Linked DNA regions of Homo sapiens: region 2 is linked to region 1. A link is a contact called in ENCODE Hi-C or POLR2A ChIA-PET data. All regions are on one chromosome and are shown on one strand. The core of a region is the stretch at or near the end of the contact, and the rest is flanking DNA. Distances in the headings are between cores, read along the strand shown.

Evidence for each region. Hi-C counts contacts between places; a loop is a spot of excess contacts on that map. ChIA-PET counts read pairs that join two places held with the same protein, here RNA polymerase II (POLR2A). Pooled maps may share reads with other maps.
Region 2: a loop to region 1 is called in a map of heart right ventricle, with 4 times the contacts of the local background. The contact joins the promoter of MID1 here to the enhancer-like site in region 1. A Hi-C loop is called at or near these places in 2 of 168 maps with a recorded cell type or tissue (endothelial cell of umbilical vein and heart right ventricle) and 1 of 50 pooled maps. POLR2A ChIA-PET finds 5 or more read pairs at or near these places in 4 of 52 experiments (A549, A673, AG04450 and 1 more).

Annotation. Positions count from the first base shown.
Region 1 is chrX:10,547,976-10,551,936 of GRCh38, forward strand. The region is part of intron 2 of MID1 (midline 1); the gene reads right to left. Among named protein-coding and RNA genes, the nearest start is that of MID1, 71 kb to the right of the region's middle. Within about 2 kb of position 1,481, at least 2 of the 41 ENCODE cell types and tissues checked have a DNase peak (open chromatin) inside an H3K27ac peak, as active enhancers do.
Region 2 is chrX:10,618,010-10,622,254 of GRCh38, forward strand. It overlaps MID1 (midline 1), which reads right to left and starts at 2,576. Exons shown (of 10, transcript NM_000381.4): 1 at 2,281-2,576. It overlaps LOC124905245 (a long non-coding RNA gene), which reads left to right and starts at 1,692. Exons shown (of 2, transcript XR_007068391.1): 1 at 1,692-1,831; 2 at 2,138-4,245.

The sequences.
Region 1 (3,961 bases), core at 231-2,730:
CAGTTCACTGCAACCACATTTGCCAGTACCTTCTAAAAGTTGTAAGGCCATGATCACACATACCATAGAACTAGGCAAAAAGAGAAAAAATAGCATGACTTAAGTGTACAATTATGAAAATGAACTGTTGTTATTATGCATATTTTAATTAGTATGGGAAGCCCTCATAAATTATGATCACTATTATTTATGTGGCCAAATTGATTACTGGATTATTTTAATCTACCACTGTGTGTTCCATGTCCCCTCTCAAAGCTCCCTCTCCATGAGGCTCCTCTCCATGCAGTTATTATCTCTATGATACCCCTCTCTATGATGTTATTCTCTATGATTTCCCTCTATGGTGCCCTCTCTATAAGGCCCCTTTCAATAACTTCAGTTCAATGATGGCATCATACAGAGGGATGTCAATTTGTGAAAAACAAATTGATTTTGTTTTTCCATCTCTAGTGTTTATCCCCTCAGGGAAATCATTGATTGAACACCATTTTATAATCGTAAATAAGACAGTTTTGTTTTTTCAGGACATGAAGCACTTTTATTGAATGTGTTATTTAGATAAAAAAGGGAAGAGGTAGAGTGACTTTCTCTGAAAAACATAGATACGAAGTAATTGCCAAATAGAGATAAATTAATCTCCAAGGAAAATGACCAGATCCAGTGGCTTTTTAACATTTCAGGAACCCTATTTTTATGAGTGTACTTTGGAAGAAAGGCTATACAAACAGTGAAAAATACCCAAAGTTTCATAAGTACCAAACACATAACTCTCCACATTAATTGTGATGGCTTTCTTTCCACTTCTTCAGCCTTAGTCCATGCTGTTTCCCAAGGACTCGTAGGAAGCATCTCTAGCTATTAGATATAATTCATATTCAAATTTACTCAGATGTATTCAAAAGAAATCTGAGATAAAGTATCTCCCCATGAGTCATCAGCACAGTAAGGAAGAATTAAGAGATTTTCAACTGATTCCTTTACTGGGTGAAAAGAAAATCAGATCTCCATTTTTCTTAGCTGATTTTTTTTTCTTGCTTGCTTTGGTGGTCTGATCACGCTGTCTCATTTTCTGACTTTCTAGCTGAAAAAATTTCTTGGATAGGAATATTATTGTCTGGGTTATTACTTTAGTAAAACACATATACTGTGATTATTACTTTAAATTTGGTAAATACCATCAAAATGCAGACCTCTCATAAAGACACAGATAATGAAAATTTCTGCGCTCTAGACTATGAGTACCTATGCTAAGATATTTGCCTTAACTTACATAAAGATAATTATTATTTAACCTCTACAGAAGTTGGGTATGTTATAGACACTGCTTCAAACAGGAAAACTGCATCTAGTAGAAGGAAGATCACTTGTTGAAGGTTAGTCTATCTGTGGCCTAGCATATGGGTTTCTACTAACCAACTGTGAGATCTAAACCAGAGGTTGGCAAACTATGGCCCATGGGCCAAATCCGGCCAGTCACCTATTTTTATAGAGCTTCATTGGCAGCCTGCCACATCCATTTGTTTCTGAATTGCCTATGGCTGCTTTTGAGCAGTTCCCACAGAAACCATATGGCCTGCAATGCCAGAAAGATTTAGTAGCTAGTCCTTTACGGTGTTTGCTGACTTCTGCCTTTATGAATTAATCTGACCCTCAGTTTACTCATTGTAACTGAGGAATTGGAAAAGAATAAACTTTTTCCACCAAGTTTGCACATTAGAATCACTTGGGGTAGTTTTGGGGAAACCCCAATGCCTGAGCTGCACCCCAGAAGATCTTGTCCCATTGGGCTGGGCTTCTGCCCAAGGTAATCCCTGTGCAGCCAGGTTGAGAACCACTGGACTAGATATGCGTGATGGCCCTTCGAGCTCAGCGCTTTCATGACATGAACTTCTTGTGAAATAAGTAGTACCTTCCAGCAGGAACAAATGCTTGGAAATTATGACTGAATAAATTCAGCCTCAGCAATGAAGACTCACATCTGATTTATGCTATTCCAAGTCTCTGACTTGAGGAGTTTAGAATCCACAGTTTTGCAAGGATAAAGACGCAATGCTATATAAATATAAATGGTTCCTTTGGAAGACCAACTTAAAATAGACTAACAGATTTAATGAGTTAACTTTTGATCTATGGAAATAATTCACTTTTAATAATATCACAATTAAAACTATTATACATCAAATATAAGCCATTTGGGCGAAAGTCTCAGCTGCCAGCCTGTTCTCTGCAGACTCCCCACTTGGAGGAAAGCCTCAGGCTCTCCTGTCTCTGACACAGACGGCTACACCTGGAAGGTAGTCCTGAAAATAAGCTGCAAACACTAGGAAATCTAGGGGATAGCAGATAATATCAAATACACCTAAATCATGTTTTGGGAAGGGATTAAAGAATATTTCATAAGCCTTTGGAGGTTTAAATACTGTTGAAACAGCCTGAAGGCTGGCATGTGCGGGCCCAGACTGCTCAGAGTTGGGCTGGGGGCATGGGTGAGAGAAGCCCGCTGTGCAAAGAACTCTGGGGCTGCTTCCAGGCTGCCAGGCTGCCAGGCTGCCACTCAGGGCATCTGCAGATGGCGGGAGGGGAGTTCTGCAATGTCTCAGCTCTCTACATCTCAAAGTAGATTTGGTTTAGGGGTCACACAAACAAGTAAATGTCTGTAAGAGTAAAACTGAGCATTTCTCTTATGTCATTAACAAAGATGCTTTGCTTCGACTCAGGGTATCTCCGCTTTGGCACCAATGACATTTGGGGCTGGATGACTATCTGTCTGGGGGGCTGTTCTGTGCATTCAGGATGTTTAGCAGCATCCGTGGCCTTGACCCATTGTGCGCCAGTGGCAGCCCCTTCCTCTCCCAAGTTTCGAAAACTAAGCAATTGTATATTGCTAAGTTTACCCTATGGTCCTCATGATACCTTACCATCCTGTCTCAAAGTGGAATTAAACTCTATTCTGAGGCAATAGGGAAGAAAATACACACACACAAAATATATACAGTCGTCCCGAGGTACCTGTAGGGGATTCGTTCCAGGACCCCTATGAATACCAAAATCCACAGATGCTCAGGTCCCTTATATAAAATGGCATAGTATTTGCATATAACCTATGTATATCCTCCCATATACTTTATCTCTAGATTAATTATAATACCTAATACAATGTAAAAGCTTAGTAAATAGTTGTTACATTGTATTGTTTAGAGATTTTTTAAAAGTCTATACATGTTCAGTACAAACAAATGTAACCATTTATTGTTTTTGAATATTTTCAGTCCTCGGGTGGTAGAATACACAGATGTGAAATCCACAGATACGGAGGGCCGATTGTATATGTACATGGTATTATTTTATCCTATCCTTTGTGAATCACAAATATTTGATCACTGCTGCCTGAATTAAAGTTTTAAAAATTCAAATGGTCTCTTTATAAGACTTTCTTGAAAGAAATCATTGAGAAGAAACTTGTAGATTCAGAAAGGTGTGCAGAGACCTGAAAGGCATTATTTTGCTTGACTATGTATTTAAAATTTGAAAGAATGGCTGGTGGGCTAGGATTTTCCTTTTTTTTTAATCTGATGGGCAACTTCTACCTACACAATACAGACTGTAATCTAATTAAATCATTACAGCCTTTTTCAACTGGTTTCAACAACTATTTACTACTGATAAAATACCTTGTAGCTTTTCAGAATGCTCTTATTGTTGAAAAATGAGTAATCAGATATAAAAGAACACAAAATACAGCCACTGGGCTTGAGAAATTGAAACACTATTGGGGAGGGAAGACTTATGCCCAAAGTAGGTTTATTTTTACATTTTTAACGTTTTAGAGACAGGGTCTTTCTCTGTCATTCAGGCTGGAGTGTAGTGGTGTGATCACGGCTCACTGTAGCCTCCAACTCTGGGCTCAAGCAATCCTCCTGCTTCAGCTTCCAGAGTAACTGGGACCATAGGCGTGTGCCAT
Region 2 (4,245 bases), core at 1,326-3,825, 71 kb after region 1:
CAGAAGCCCAAACCCCTCTGAATCTTATAGCTAGGCAAACAGCCTTCTAATTCTGCGGGCAATTTCTGGCTACCCAGAATTTCTGGCTATCAGTGGCAGGCAGGGGTCTCTTCTGGGCTGCCACACCAGTGTACAACATTTGTGCAGCCCTAGGGACAGATCACTCATCAGCAAAGAGATCCAATTTCATTGCTGAGCTGATGACACACAGGTCTGTTTGATAGTTAACCCTGTAAATCCAGCTGGAGCTGCCGGGCTGAGATGACAAATTGGCTGGTGAATTCGACTCACCCTGCCTGGATGCAACAGTCAGGTTTCCCCAAGAGAAACTCAAATAAAGTAGGGATTAACCCATGCCAATAACACTGCCATCTCATTCCTCCCTACATTCTTGTTCTGACTGCAGTGGAACAACATGCTAGATTCTGGAAACTGTCCTCGTTCTTTGGATGAACAATGATCCTGTCTCTCTCCTTCATCTCCTCCCCTGTTCCATCCCACCCTCTTTCAAAGTTCTGAACAGGCCAAAAAAATTAGTAGACATACGTAGCTGTGAGATGAAAAGTTGCCCATTCATTAAATAACTAAGGAGTTCACTATATGTGTACTTGTACCCCTAAAATTTCAATACTGGGCTGTTTTCCAACTTCACGTAAATGCCACAACAAACTAGGCATGGGAAAAACCATTCCAAGCTGGGGGAAGCAAACCTTAGGCATAAGGCACGGAGACTGCCATGGTTCCTGAGGAATTGTGTGGGAACAGGGATTCTGGAAATTGAGCTCAGACACCACCGAGGAGAGGACAGGTGGCTCTGCACAGGATCAAATAACTTCTTTGTTCCAGCTAAGGACCTTTGTCAAAAATGTTTTGCGTTCCTCTTTTTCCTTTTCAATCCTTTCCAATTACCCTTCTCCTTCCTTTTCCTCATCCCACTTTAGTAGACATTAAAAGTATGAGGTTGGACTGTGAGTTTGCAGAACTTAAAGACGTCCTCCCCACAGTCCCTACCAAGGCAAGGGCAATTCATTGCAAGCAGACGGCACTTGCTCCTCCGCAAGTGTTTTTCTGCACTCACTGAAACTTGCCAAGCCTGCTTGCTGAGCGAACAAGCGAGGGGGCAAGAAGGCGGAGGGTTTGCGCTGACCATTCGAAGGGGGCTCTGCTTCATCTCCCAAGGCTGTGGGAAAGGGACAGAAAGTTCGAAACCCCTCCCCTGCGCTCTTAAATGGAAAGCTCACTTCCCCCAAAGTGTGCAGGGTGGCGAGCACCCAACCCACTTAGAAGAAAAAGTGAAGAGCTTTTCCGGTTGCGATACAGATGCTAACTTTCCCATCCAGATTTATTCAGAGCTGGTAAAAGCAATAGCATTCCTCTTGAAATCCCTGCCCTTCCAAGCCTATTGGCATGTTTTTCCAGCCTTGTTTTCTCCTTATATGAGTATTGTTCTTGATATTTAAATATTGACATAAAATTCTTCCATAACTTTGATTGAGTTGTAAATCACACCCTCTCCTTGGCTTCCTACATCCACTTTTTCTTTCCTTTTCTTGCTTAACAGCAAAGCTATAAACCTCTTCCTGGACTGATAAGGAATTTTATCATCATGCCCCAGAGCCACAGAAGAAGCTGTTGGTTTAGAATTCTTTTCAAAGACTCATTTAAGTAATCCCCCAGCCCTTTCTCCGCTCACTACTTTCAGGGCTGCCTTCTCACGTCCAGAAGCAATACAGTTTCCAAACTGCTAGAACAGAAAAACAAATTTGCATTTTTCTGGAAGGACTGTCTGTGCTCATTTCAAGCTGGTTCCGCCTTCTCCGCCAGAAACACAGTAAGTGCTCAGAATGCGAAACCAAAATGAGATAAGAGGCCCCGTGAAATTCTTTTTCAGGACATTCAGCTGTCTTTATTCTAGCCCAAAGCATAGGGTAGAGGCACTAAAAGCTCGAGATACATCCTGCACGATACATTCCAGCGGCCGCAAACTGGAATTGATTTACATATATTCTACAAACTGCTTGTAAGCCCTTTACAACGACTGCCTGACATCAACCACAATTAGAGGCAAAAGTGGGGGCGGGTGGCGAGGACCAGACCGGGGTGGCTCAGGTAAAATGTGCTTCTTTGGTTGTCTTAGGAAAATGCAGCCCCGTCTTTCCGCCAAACGCATCGACTACGGCCAGGCGCCTGCTAACCCAGCAAGCTCTCCGCAGTAACACGTCGCAGGGGTCCCGGGCGGCGCCCGCCCCCTCCGCCGCCAGCGCAACCGCCTGAGCTTACCTGCCTCATGTTTAGAATCCCATGACCCATCCGGCAGGGAGCGAGCTGCATCGGAGCCCGCGTCGCAGTCTTCAGAGCGGAAACACCGAACCCGACAGGAGCCCGCAAGACAAAAGCAACCCGGCGAAATCTACGGGCAGCAAAGAGCACGTTTTCGTCCTCTTTTTCTTTGATCTGTTGCTACACGCACTCTGCTCGAGACAATGTCAAGTTTCTCAACCTTTTCTCCCCCAGCCTATGAAAAGTCGGTCGCAGGGAAGCGAGGACCGCCTGGCTCTTATTTCAAATCAGTTCTCAGAGACGTTGTAGGTGGCTGGCTTGGGCCGCGGAGGAGCTTCGCCAATCAGAAGCAAGGGGGTGGGTCCTGGGAGCCAGAAAGGCTGCCTCCGCGAGGATTAGGGGCGCTTTCGGGATTCAAATGACTGGAAGCAGCTGGAAACAATGTCCAAAGCTCCAAAAGTAAAGGATGAGTTCTATTCTTATCTAACAGCTCTAGTTCTGCTAAAAGCTTAACTAGCTAAGGGCCTTAAATCCTTGCATTTTAAGAGCTCCCTAACAGCATTAAAACATTTGGAAGGTGCAAAATTATTTCAGCCAGAAAAGTTCAACACTCAGGACCCAAGGGTATTTTTAAAAGGATATCTTGCACTGAAGCCCTACTTTTGCAAAAGACTGGAAAGGAAACCAAATTGTTATGAGTAACACCTTAACTAAAACGAACAATCCAGAAAGGAGGGTGTTACCTACCTCATCTGCATATAGATTAACTGTATATTCAATTTAAGAAAAATAAATCTTAATGGGAACGTGCACACAATTTTTTTGAAATGCAGCAAATGAACAAGAATCTTTACCTACTGAAGGCCCGAGGCATAATTTCAAATAACACTATTGTCATAGAACAATACACACTGACATTTTGTTCAGAAAAAAAAAAATTTAGTGCATCCACCTTTCTCTATGGTTTGGCTTCCCTACAGGGTTGATCTGTTGAACTTATTAACAGGGACAAGCTGGACATCACCTTGGCAGGATTGCAGGAGAGCTGGAGAAGTAGTTGGCTTCTTAGAAACAAACTCAGACCAAAAAAAATTTCCAAAGTTTGCTTTCTTAACTCCATATAAGCAATAACTTTTTTCAACTCTTAGCCAACATGATTTTAATGTAAATCTACCTTCTGGATTTCAAGAAAGTGCAAGTTGAGCAAAGAGTACTTTGTGTAGAACTAATGGCATATTTTCCCCCAAGAAATGACCGCAATTTTGTGACGATAATTCAATAAAGATTTTAAATGTGTTGGTATCAGAGGAAAAAAAATTACTTAGCAAATAATGCATTGGTGGCTTCAGGAGTGTCAGCTGCATGGGTTCAATACATGTGAGCTCTGCCCAGTTCTGTGAAAATTTGGTGGTCCGATAACTGGGCCTGGAAGCCCATAACGCTAGCCCCCTGCCTGAGTAGCCTAAGGAGCCACCTAGTGACACAAACTGACTTCAGTCCACTTCTTGTACTTTTCCTTGAGAGCCCTTCATATGATGGAGTTCAGGATTTCTCAATCTCAGCACTATTGACATTTTGGGCAGGATAATTCTTTGTCGTGAGGGCTGTCCTGTGCACTGTAAGATGTGTAGCAGCATCCCTGGATTCTGCACACTAGATGCCAGTAGCACCCCCACAATCGTGATGACCAATAATGTCTCCAGACATTACCAAATGTCTCCTGGGTGATGAAATCACGCTTTGAAAGGGTGGTTCTTAAACTTGAGGGTGCAAGGAAACCTCTGGGGAGATTGTTAAAAATGCAAATCTCCAGGCCCCTGCACCAAAATAATCTGATTCAGTAGGTTTGCTGAGGAGCCTGAGAATCAGCATTTTATCCCACTGACAAAGGACTCTGATTTACTTTGAGAAATATTGCGTCTATCCCAGCCCTAGGTATGCCCCAGCCACAGGACACAGGAAGCT